Linked DNA regions of Homo sapiens: regions 1 and 3 are each linked to region 2. Evidence: chromatin contacts called from ENCODE Hi-C or POLR2A ChIA-PET data. All regions are on one chromosome and are shown on one strand. Each heading gives the region's core, a stretch centred on a gene start or an enhancer-like site at or near the end of the contact. The rest is flanking DNA. Distances are from core to core; before and after follow the strand shown.

The links. A loop is a pair of places that touch in the nucleus more often than their neighbours do. ChIA-PET counts read pairs that join two places held with the same protein, here RNA polymerase II (POLR2A). Pooled maps may share reads with other maps.
Region 1: a loop to region 2 is called in a pooled map, with 20 times the contacts of the local background. The contact joins the promoter of ARID3B here to the promoter of IREB2 in region 2. A Hi-C loop is called at or near these places in 1 of 168 maps with a recorded cell type or tissue (CD8-positive, alpha-beta T cell) and 5 of 50 pooled maps. POLR2A ChIA-PET finds 5 or more read pairs at or near these places in 1 of 52 experiments (activated CD8-positive, alpha-beta memory T cell).
Region 3: a map of naive thymus-derived CD4-positive, alpha-beta T cell shows a loop between it and region 2 (20-fold over the local background). The contact joins the promoter of LOXL1 here to the promoter of IREB2 in region 2. A Hi-C loop is called at or near these places in 2 of 168 maps with a recorded cell type or tissue (CD8-positive, alpha-beta T cell and naive thymus-derived CD4-positive, alpha-beta T cell) and 4 of 50 pooled maps.

What each region holds. Positions count from the first base shown.
Region 1 is chr15:74,539,658-74,543,370 of GRCh38, reverse strand. ARID3B (AT-rich interaction domain 3B) reads right to left here and starts at 2,151. Exons shown (of 9, transcript NM_006465.4): 1 at 2,041-2,151. LOC124903528 (a long non-coding RNA gene) reads left to right here and starts at 2,283. Exons shown (of 2, transcript XR_007064719.1): 1 at 2,283-2,473. RefSeq lists enhancers at 1,156-1,215, 2,566-2,715, 2,290-2,831, 2,766-2,895 and silencers at 1,205-1,389, 1,906-2,265.
Region 2 is chr15:78,436,553-78,440,309 of GRCh38, reverse strand. IREB2 (iron responsive element binding protein 2) reads right to left here and starts at 2,094. Exons shown (of 22, transcript NM_004136.4): 1 at 1,954-2,094; 2 at 429-515. The coding sequence starts at 1,972. RefSeq lists a silencer at 1,640-1,879 and enhancers at 2,350-2,409, 2,480-2,559.
Region 3 is chr15:73,924,050-73,927,711 of GRCh38, reverse strand. LOXL1 (lysyl oxidase like 1) reads right to left here and starts at 1,250. Exons shown (of 7, transcript NM_005576.4): 1 at 1-1,250. The coding sequence starts at 928. All of the region lies in intron 1 of LOXL1-AS1 (LOXL1 antisense RNA 1), which reads left to right. RefSeq lists a silencer at 1-2 and an enhancer at 1-744.

The DNA.
Region 1 (3,713 bases), core at 902-3,401, 3.9 Mb after region 2:
TAAGCTAGACACAGAACTATCAGGCAGACAGTTTTACTCTCATAGAAAAAGCAAGACCAAGCAAGCTGCTCTTGGGTCTAAGCTTTTCAAATTTCCCTGATCAAATTGCCAGCCTGCTTGTTGAGTGGACTGAGCCATACTAACTGGACATTATAGCCTCAAAAAGAATCCAATTTCAACAACATGAAAGAAACACGCAAGGAGGCAAGAGTCTCAAATTGCAATCGTCACTCAAAAGCAAACGGGGGAATTCCTCTGGAGATTTTAAAGTTAATTAATTTGAAACAGATATCAACATTGTCTGAACAACAAGTTAATGCTGCTTCTTTTTTATAAACAGCGAAGTAAATCTCTTCACATCCCCTTTCTTTCTGATTCATTTCTATTATGATATTCTCTGACAAACACAAAAAGAAAAGTCTTTCGGGCCAAAAGCATTCTGGGGGCAGGTTTATCTGCATTCTTACCAATCAGTCTCCAAACACACATCACTTTCACACCCTCTTCTCCTTTTACTCCCCCACCTCTCCCCTGCAGGCCCTCACCCCCAACAAACTTCACTTGAGTTATGTTTCTTCAGCAAGTCTCCATAACTGAATGGATTACTATGCAAGGGCAATTTTAGGTGAACAGGACTTGCAACATGGCGTACAATTTTGTCATCACATGAAAGAAGCTGCACTGCACATGTTGGGACTTGATATCTGCATTGTTCCAGTGTTTTAGGATTGGGTCGAAAGACAAAAAACAAAGTGTCTTTAGTATCTTCAAAAATTCACGGAGAAGTAATCACATCTTCAGCAATAAAAACTGCTTGGATTTAAGATTTTTTCCAGGTTAGAGTAAAAAAGGGTACAATTTTTAAAGCTAGGCCAATTAGTAGAGATTAAAAATTCTCATTTTCTGTTTATCTTATAGCCCTGTTTGTGCCTTTTGTGTTCTGTGAAAGATTCGCATTCCAATTTGCCTCTTACTGCCTTTACTTCCTCTCTTGGCACTTCAGAAAGTGTGAGTTACGCTTGCAGCAATACTTTCATTCTGCTTTAGCTCTTCTTACAGTGTAAAAAAGCATGACAAGATTTACATCCACATTAAATTCAGTTGGCAAAAGTGTTCATTTAAAATGAAAACAATTTGGGTCAAAGAAAATTACAGAATAAAGCAAATAATTCGGTGTTCATTTTAAATGTCCTCATAGTCATTACAGTCAATCAATCACGATCGGAATAACTTCTCAACCAAGTCCTGCCAGTCACTGAACAACTGCTTCTTGTCTTGTGGCACCATCTTCTCTGAATGCTGTCCCCAGCAGAGGGGGAGGTGTCCCTCCCACAGCCTCTTATAGTAAGACTGAGATGACTCAGTTCTACAACTCAATACACACACCCTCCCCCAAAGAGCCCATTTTCCCGCAGTCCCTAAGCAGCCAGCGATCCAAACAATGCCACCTGCCTACATTTGGAGAACTTATGTCTCAAATCTAAACCTCTTCATCCCTTCACACGGGCCCCTCCCCCATTTCCCCTAAAGTTCCCGGACCACCAAGCCGGGTACAACGGACTACCTGCAGCTTTGAACCCGGCCTGCTGACCATTCCCCTGCTTTTGCTGCCGGATTCTTTTGGCCCCGGGCCCCTGTAAGCCCCACAGCCCACCTTCCCGGTCACCCCTGCACGCCTCCCCCCATTCTTTATTCACCTCCCCCCATTCAGCCCTATCATTTTTACCTCTACCAACCCTCCCAGCCAATCCGCTGGCTCTTCCGATGGCCCCCGCCCCACCTATCTGCGCGCCCACTCAGCTCCAGGGCCCCTCACCCTTCTCATCGCTTTATCTCAAACGCTTTATCTCAAATGCCCTAATGGGCACAGGGCGCTCGGGGCTCCCGCGGCGCTCTCACTTTCCTTCGCGGTCCCCGCGCCCCCGACTCGCGCATTCCCCTCTCTCTCTACACCTGCCTCGGCTCCTGGCCTCGGCCCCTCCACCTGTCGCAGCCTCCTCTCCCGCCATGCCTGAGGGAGCCCGGACCCGGGCCACTTACCTGTGCGGGGCACTCCGGGTTTTCGGGCGGCGGAGGAGGCGGCAGCTCAGGCCCCGGCGCGGCAGCTGCGTCTCGGACTCCTCCGCAGCCGGGGGCCACAGCCGGGGCGGGGCCCGCACCGGAAGCGGCGCCGCGGGGCTGGACCGCCAGCCAGGGGCGGGGGCGGGGGCGGGGCGGGGCCACAGGGGGCGGGGCGGGACCGAAGCCGGAAGCTGCTAGAAAGGGACCGGGGGGCGGGGTGGGACGAGGCGGAAGTGACTCCTACGGACCGCGCAGCCCGACTGAGTTGTGGGAGGAAGCGAATGGAAGCGGGCGGAAGCCTCGGCCAATGGCAAAGTGCGGACACAGAGGGGTTCCGGTGTGAGCACTTCCGCGGGGAGTTGAAAAGAGCTGGGCGGGAGATCGTGTTCTCCGAGCGTTTTCTATTGCGGAGGTTGGTGTGGCTTGGGCGGTTGGCTGGGAGGAAAGTAACTAAAGAGCAGAGGAGTGTAGGGTTTGCCGTCGCTTCGGTCCCCTCCTCAATCTCCTGCCTTCAAGCCGGTCTTCCTCAGAGGTTCTCGTGTTTAGATCAGCTTGTCTCTAAACTTCTCCGCTCCTTCCTGGGACAGAGACCTGGCTGTCCCGAGAATGTTGCGTCCCTTGAAACTTTCTCACATGAATTAGTATTCTCAGGTCTCAGTTTGCAGAGGTCGGGATTATGTGCCAGGTGCTGTCACCTCTTGTAAAAACACTTGCTTCTTCAGCCCTTCCCCTTAGACTCTGTCACCTACTTCACCCCGTTTGGAGATAATCTGCCGATCTGTGTATCCAGCTCCTTGTCTGTCTCCCGTCTGACCATCTTTGATAATTTCAGAGCCTATGTGGCCAACCCATTCAACATCGGGCCTCGTCTTTAGCGACCCTTATATCAGCCTCCCAATCCCAGTTAAAACCTGGACCTTGTCCCTCCAAACGCTATCGCGTCACGACTCAGTAATTTGAACAACCCTCTTTTCAACCACAGCCTGCTATTCTCTCAGCTTGACTACTTTTGAATTATAGGCCTGATGCAGTAGCTCACGCCTGTAATTTCAGCACTTTGGAAGGCTGAGGCAGGCGAATCTCTTGGGCCCAGTAGTTGGAGAGCAGCCTGGGCAACAAGGCGATACCCCATCTCTACAAAAAATACAAAGTTTAATGAGGCGTTTTGGCGCATGCCTGTGGTCCCATCTACTCGGAAGGCTGAGGTGGGAGATCACCTGAGCCCAGGAGAGGCGGAGGTTGCAGTGAGCCATGATTGTGCCACTGCACTCCAGCCTGGGTGACAGAGACACTGTTCCCCCCCCCCAAAAAAAATAGAATTACAGCATAACTGTTATTACTGTTATTTCACTTTTTTTTTTTAGAAGGAGTCTTGCTCTGTCGCCCAGGCTGGAGTGCAGTGGCGCAACCTCAGCTCACTGCAACCTCCGCCTCCTGGGTTCAAGCAATTCTACTGCCTCAGCCTCTCGAGTAGCTAGGATTACAGGTGTGCGCCACCAAGCCAGCTAATTTTTGCATTTTTAGTAGAGACAGGTTTCGCCATGTTGGCCAGGCTGGTCTCGAAGTCCTGAACTCAGGTGATCCGCTCGCCTCGGCCTCCCATAGTGCTGGGATTACAGGCGTAAGCCACTGCACCCGGCCTGTTCTTTCAC
Region 2 (3,757 bases), core at 845-3,344:
GGTTCTTCTAAAAATCACATTAGGCCAGGCGCAGTAGCTTACATGTGTAATCCCAAAACTTGGGGAGGCAGAGGTGGGAGGATTATTTGGGCCCAGGGGTTCAAAACTAGCCTGGGTAACATAGCAAGACCCCTGTCTTCACAAAAACAAGAAAAAAAAAAGTTTGAAAACTGCATTATTGGTTTCTTTGAGGGGAAAAACTAGTGCTTAATTAACTTAGATTTTTAAATGAGAAGTTAAGGTGTGGGCCTACATCTTCCCTGAACAGAAGTTGTCCCAGGAGGAGTTTTTAAAATGGTATAGGTATGTGTAGGTGTACCTGTTACAATACGGTGGAAATACATTTAAAATTTCTTCAGCTCAGCTTGACAAATGCATTTTCATTATTAGAGACTAAACAAACCCAAGAAAATGTAAAGCAACATTACCATACTTGGTGCCAAGTTTAGATACATCGAAGAACTTCTTATGTGAACTGTCATTTAATGTTTCAATAAGGTACTCAAAGGCGTATCCTGAAAAAAAAATTGTATTTTCATTAAATGCAGCAACAAAATATTTTATTCAGCTGAAAATACCTGGAAACTAGCTTTATCCAATAGAATTTTCTGCAATGGTAAAAATATTCTATGTTTGAGCTGTCCAGTAAAGTAGCCATTAGCAACGTGTGGCTATTGAGCACCTGAAATGTGGCTATCGTGCCTGAGGAACTGAATTTTTAATTTATTTAATTTTGATTAATTTAAAGTCACACAGGGCTAGTATCCACCACACTGGAAAGCATAGTTCTAAACCATAATTTGTCAAGTAAAAACTAGTAAGATAATTCACTCCTGAAATGTGATAAGAATACCTGGAAAGGGACAATAAGAATGATTTAAATAATCCACGGGGACGTTTTGGAAAGACATGTCTTGAAAACTGCAGAGACAGGAATTTGTGAATTCCACAATTAACATTAGAGGGACTGATTAAAAAAAAAAACTAAAAGACGGATTTTTACAGAGCATTCAATAAACCAAAACAAAAAAACTTCTCAGTTAAGTCCTTACCAGGGCTTAGTACTGAAAATAAAAGTAACAGAATCTCTAGGAAATTAGCATATTCTACCCGAAAGAGACAAGTCTTCTGGTTTTGCACGAACTGAAGCTGAACTACTAAGTCAAAGATCCAGAGGTCTCATTTAAACGTGCCTCAGCTCCCAACATTCTAGGGGGCAGTGGCGGGGAGGCAGCCCTGAGGTTGAAAAGAACCTTCAGATCTTTTGTGCAGACTCATAGCGGTGGGTGGCCAGGACCCTCAACATTGTTAAGGCTTTCATCCAAAAGGAGAAAACATAAGCACAGCCCATTTTCAGAATGAATAGTATTTTTTTCTCTTTTTTTTTTTTTGTAGAGGGAGGTGGACGGGGGAGGAGACAGCGGTGCAATAAATGGTCGGAGAACTGACTGACCAATGTTCAACCTTGACTGCCCCTCATTCGGCTTCCAGAGGCACAGAGAGACTGAGGGGCCTTAGGCTGGACCGTGGAATCAACATCTAGCTGCGTGAGACCCGAACACGGAGACGCAGGCCCCCGCCTTCATCGCTCGCCAATGGGGGGCGGGCAGGAGAAGACGGTGGGCCTCTCCCTGCCCCTGGTGTTGCTGACGGGGGCCAGGAAGCCGCTGGCAGCAGGCAGCGGCCACCGGAGAGAGAGGGGTGCGGGTCAAGGCCAGCGGTGGGGTGGCCCGCCCTGCGGGTGTCGCGCAGGAGGGTGGGGATCGGGAGCCCCAGCTTCCGCGGCCTAGGCTCAAAGGGCGGCCCAGCAGGCAGGCCCCGAGGGGAGCACAACCCGAGCCCCGAGGGCCTGGGCGCCTGCCGAGCGACTCCAGGCGAGAAAAGCAAGGAATTCGGCGCCTAGGCAGCGCGCGTTTCCAACTGCCAGACCCAGCTCGGAGGCCCGAAACTGACCTGCTTTTGGGGCGTCCATCGCCGGAGACCATATTATCCCTCCGGGGAGGGGGCCAGCGGGGGAAGAAGGGGGAGGCCGGGCAGGGAAGACGGGGAGGAAGACAGGCGGACTGGCAAGGGAGGAAAGAAGGAAGCAGGCTCGCGCAAATATCGCGAGAGCAGCAGAGCCAGCCCCGGGTCTGCGCTCGCGGGATTTGTCGCCTAACTCCCGCGAGATCGTCGGACAGGAAAACAAAGAAAGGGAAGGGGCGGAGCTAACCAGAAAGCGATTTCTCGCGCCGTCGCCGCTGTTCTCGCGAGCGGGGGCGGAGCGCTGGGGAGGCTCCAGTGGGGGCGTTGGCGTGGCTAGTTTGGCCTTCGCAGCGATCCGTTACTTAGTTGCGGCCTTAAGTTTTCTATTGGGGTCATGAATTCGAGCGGTGTTTGCGTTCCCGCAAGGTGTCTGTTGGAGTCAGGGTCGGAATCGGAACTGCTAGGAGAAAGAGCTCAAGGAGAACCGCTTTCCCCTAACTATAAAGCCTTGCATTAACTTGTCAGACGTGGGCGGCCCACACGCGTGTTTTCAAGTGGGGGCGGCCATACTGATCGGGCGCGTGGGAGGCGCTCAACTGTTGAATGAATGAATTTTTTCTTACCCTCCGGTAGCTTCCGTGATTGCCGACTTCTTCCCAGTGGCAGTTAACACATGCTTAAGCCTCTCCATCCTTCCGCCTCAGCTCCTCCGGTCCCTGTGTTCTCCACCTACCCAGCATTATCTCCTGTCGCAGCAACTTACCAGAAAGAGTCGCTCATACTCGGCTCTCCCCCACCCACTTCTTATCCTCTTCCAGTCTGGCTTCCACTCCCAGAAATGCCTTTAGCCAAGGCCAGCTATAACTCCACTTTCTAATCTCACATATCTCAATCTTGACTGGTTCTCTCCCATTGTTGAAAAATACTCTTCCATCAGCTTCTGTGACTTCAGACTCTACTTTTGTTTCTTCTCCTAAGGGTGCTTGATCTCAGGCTCCTCTGCAGACCTCTTCCTCCGCCCAGCTTTTAAATGTACTGGGCACTTGATGGGCACAGTAGCTCATGCCTGTAATTCCAGCACTTTAGGAGGCCAAAGTGGGAGGATGGCTTGAGCTGAAAAGTTCAAGACCAAACACAGCAACGTAGTGAGACCCTATCTCTACAAAAAAAATTTAAAAATTAGCTGAGTGTGGTGGCATGCACCTGTAGTCTCAGCTACTCAGGAGGCTGAGGTGGGAGGATCACTTGGGCCCAGGAGATTGAGGCTGTGGTGAGCCATGATTGCACCACTGCACTCCAGCCTGAGCAACACAGCAAGACCCTGTCTCAAAAAAAAATATATTGGACATTAAATGTGTCCCAGGGCTCTGGCCTTGTACCTCCTCCCTCTGTCCATTTTCCCTGGCCCATCTCACACTTCCTTTGACTTCAGTTATTAGTTAATATGTTGATGCTTCCCAGTCTGCCTGTGACCTGAGCCTATCTCCTAAACCCGGAGGTGTATATCCTAGTACCCATGGGATGCCTCCACATCCCAAGGCACCTCAAACTAAAAATCTCCAAAACTGAACTCGTCATTTCCCTCCTTAAACCTACTATTCCTTTTGTATTGCCTGTATTAGCGAATGGCGCCACCATCCACCTGGTTGCCCAAGCCAGAAATCAACACATTATACCTGACTCCTTCATCCACTCCCTTTAATCATTGATCCAAGCCCTGTCAACCCAAACTCCAATATATTTCCTTTATTCACCTTGCTATATTTTGTAACATCTCCTTTACAATCCCAGC
Region 3 (3,662 bases), core at 1-2,500, 4.5 Mb after region 2:
ACCAGCCCAGGCGTGGGTCTCCGCCATGGGCCTGCGCCGCCTCGGGACCGGGGTCAGGGTAGGCCTGCTCGAAGCCGGGGGTGCCCTCGCTGTACAGACTGTGCGAGTAGCGGCGGTCCAGGCCGTCGGGGGGCGGCGGCGGCGGCGGCACGTAGGGCCTCTCGGGGGCCGGGTAGAAGCCCTGAGGCGGGTACTCGGGCAGCTCTTCGCCGCCGCCGTACTCCTCGTAGCGCGCCCGGGGCTGGTAGGGGTAGATGACCCCCGCCGAGGCCACGGCCGCCGCCCCCGCGCCCACGCCGCCGCCCGCGGGCCGGTAGTACACGAAACCCTGGTCGTAGGTCCGCGACGCGGGGTCGTAGTTCTCGTACTGGCTGACGAAGGGCGCCTGCGGGTAGGGGAACTGCTGCGGGTAGGAGGGCTGCTGGCGGTAGGTGCTGGCGAAGGCCGAAGCCGAGACCGAGGAGGCGGAGCCCCCGTGCCGTTGCTGGGAGACGGAGGTGCGGGCCCGGGCCATGCCCGTGCTGTCCCCGACGGCCACCTCGCGCCAGTTGTCGGGCACCTGGCCAAAGCCGAATGGGTGCCGCGCCTGGCCGCGCACGGTGTCCGAGCCCACGCGCCCCGGCAGGGGCAGGGACGGCGCCTGCCGACGCCGGGGGCTCCCGTGGCTGCGCCGCTGCTGGGCCTGGGGCGCGCCGGCCAGCAGCACCCGGGAGCTACTCTCGGAGCGCTGAGGTCCGGCCGGCACGTACTCTGAGCCCGAGTTGAGCAAGCTGTACACCTGCCCGTTGTTCTCCCACTGGATCAGCTGCCGCCAGCGGGCGGGGTCCGAGCCCTGCCCGGGCTGCGCCTGCTGCCCGTGCACCAGCACGCACAGGCAGGCGCCCCACACCAGGGCCCCCAGCTGCCGGCTGCCTCGGGCCAGAGCCATGGTGACCCCTCTGCAGAGGCCTGGTGGACAGAGAGGCTCTCAGGAGTGGCCCCCTGGGCGTGCTTCTCTTCCCACGGCCTCGAGGACAGGAAGGCTCCTTGCTTGCCCCAGCTCTAGCTTTGTCCATGCTGGCCTTGTCCCGAGCGGGACGGCTCCTCCGATGACAGCATTTCAAGGCCAAGGGGTCAGGGCAGGGCAGGGGCGGTGCCCAGGGCTGCACGAGGCTCTCCGCAGGGCACCGGGCGGGCAGGACCGCCTGTGGGCCTTACATGGCCAGCCCCGCACTGGCTGGCCGCTCGGCTGGCGCTTTCCCACTCTGAATGAATAAGCAACAGGCTGGGAGCGTCGGGAGGCTTCGGCCTCCTGGTCCGCCTGCTGGGGCCTCCTCCGCGGGGCCCTATGGCCCGCCGGCTTTTAGCTATGCGCCGGTCCCACAGCTGCAGTGCTCCCTCAGTCCCTGGAGTTCCCAGCCAAGCCACAGACCTGCCTCTGAGGAAGGGAATCGAGCAGGGAGTAGGAGGGGACCTCTGGGGACTCGGGCCTGGTAAGTGGGGCTCTGGCAGGCAGAACGGGGCTGGGGTGTCAGCACCACCCCGCCCATTCCTCTCTGCTTTGGTCACAGCATCCCTGGTCTCCACCTTGCTCACTGGCTTCTCGTTTGGGCTGGAATGGGCCTCTGACTCCTGTCTGCCCCAGCCTCCTTCCCGTACTCCCGGGTTCTCCCTTTTCCTTGTTCCCTAAAGCCAGTGCTAATTAAGACACACCCTCTTTGCATGTTCCTTCCACCATTATCCCACACCCTCAATAGGAAGAAAAAAAAAAAAAAGACACACCCTCTTTGTTGGTGGGCCTCCTCGGGGAGATGCTGAACAGGGACCACTCTCTAATTCCAGGTCCCAGGTGCACCGCAGCTCTTGGGCCTGCGAAGAGAGGCACTGGAGCTGCACCTTTTCCCTCGTGGCACACCTCAGGGGCTTACTTTCCCAGTCTGAAGAGTGGGGTGTATCCCTGAGCTGAAAAGCACTTGTGAGATCCTGGGAGAGATCAACTTCCCAGACATCACGTATGGTTTCTGTCCTACATCTCTTGGCTCTGCATAGCCTGGGAATAACTTGAGTGTACACATGGATAAAATGAAACTGGGGGCTGTCTTTGATATGGGACAGGGGTCACTGTGAGGCAGAGAAGCCAGTAAGCATTGAACAACAGAAGGGGGTTCCGGAGACCTGGCCTGGTCCTGTTGCTGTGTGGCTTAGTCCCTTACTCTATCTGATCCAGGTGCCACGGCTTACCAATGGAAGATTAGGCCAGATGGCTCCTGAGAGTGCTTTGGGAGATTCTCTGTTCCTTCTGGGAATGGCAGGGATAGGAGGGGGTCCCAGAAGTTTGAACGCTTTGGCATCCAAGAAATCACACTCCAAATACTGCTCTTCTGGCCTCCCCTGGGCTGCCTTCTCCAACCGTGTTCCTGGGAACCGAAGGGCAGAAATTGCCCTCTTGGGCTTATAAACAAGGTATGAAGGACCTGTCCTTAATTTGGCTCCTGTATATTCTTTATTTTGGAAATGCCTGGAGCCCACCTAGAGAGGAGGCAACTAGAGTGGACATTCTTTGGGAACTATAGACCTCCCAACCCCATCCTTGCCAGGCAGCATTTGTTCACCCATTGCACTGTTCTTCAGGACTGAGGCTTGGACTCCAGCATGTCTCTACCCTTTAAATGCCCAGAATCCAGCCCAGAGGTAGGGGGCTTCCAATACCTCCTGGCCAGCAACTTGTCAACGCTGACACCTCAGCTCCCCAGCATGGGGTTTCCATCTCAGACTCCAGACAAGATTCCTCCAAAGAGCCACTGGTGTGACTGACACCAAGCAAGATGCTGAGGCAGGGCTTACTGAGGGCCGGGACCTGGAGGGTTAAGCCTTCCCTCCCTCCTGCTTGCCCCCTGCAGTGTTGGCCTCAGCTGCTTGGAATCCCTGGGGTCCTGTAGGGCCCTCCCGCCAGCCAGATGGGCAGCTGCTGCAGCAGAGGAGGGGGAGAAATGGAAACAGGCCTCAGGGTACCCCTAGGCAGGGAGGGAAGGGAAGAGGAGTGGAGGGAGGACAGAGGATGGCTGTGAGGAAGGGAACTCAGTTGCCCTAACGTGAAGGCAGGACCCCTCGCCTTGACTCGGACAGCAGGGCAGGGGCTGCCTCAAGGCTTTGGATGTGGGGGGATCAGGGCACATGCCATTCCACTCAGCGGGCCTCAGAGCCAGCTCTTGGCGTGAAACCTTACCCGATGCTGGCTCCTGCTCCTCTCTCTTTTTTTCTTAATAAGGTCGAATCAGAGTGAGTCAGAGGAGCCAAGTTTCCTGTTAGGCTCTATTTGAATAAACTCTGCTCTGAACATAGCCTGGGCCTCTGCACAGACTCCCCTGGCCAGGACTGCGCTCCTGCCAGCCATCCCTGCTGAGATGGAGACCTGGGGGTCCACACCATGACTTGAGCTAGGGACCTGGCCTGGCCCAGCCACTCCCCGGGGAAGCTTTTTAAGCTCTCAGAGCTTCAGAGTCCCGTCTGTGACCTGGGGGTAATCATACCTTTCTTGTGGCATATTTGAGAGGATGGAATGAGAGGATTATGAAAAGTCCCCAGCACAGAGCCAGACATGTGGCCACTATTTTCCTTCTTTCCTCTTGACTTGTGAGAGAAGGGAGGGATTTATCTCTTGGGGTTGACCCCCACTCCCACTT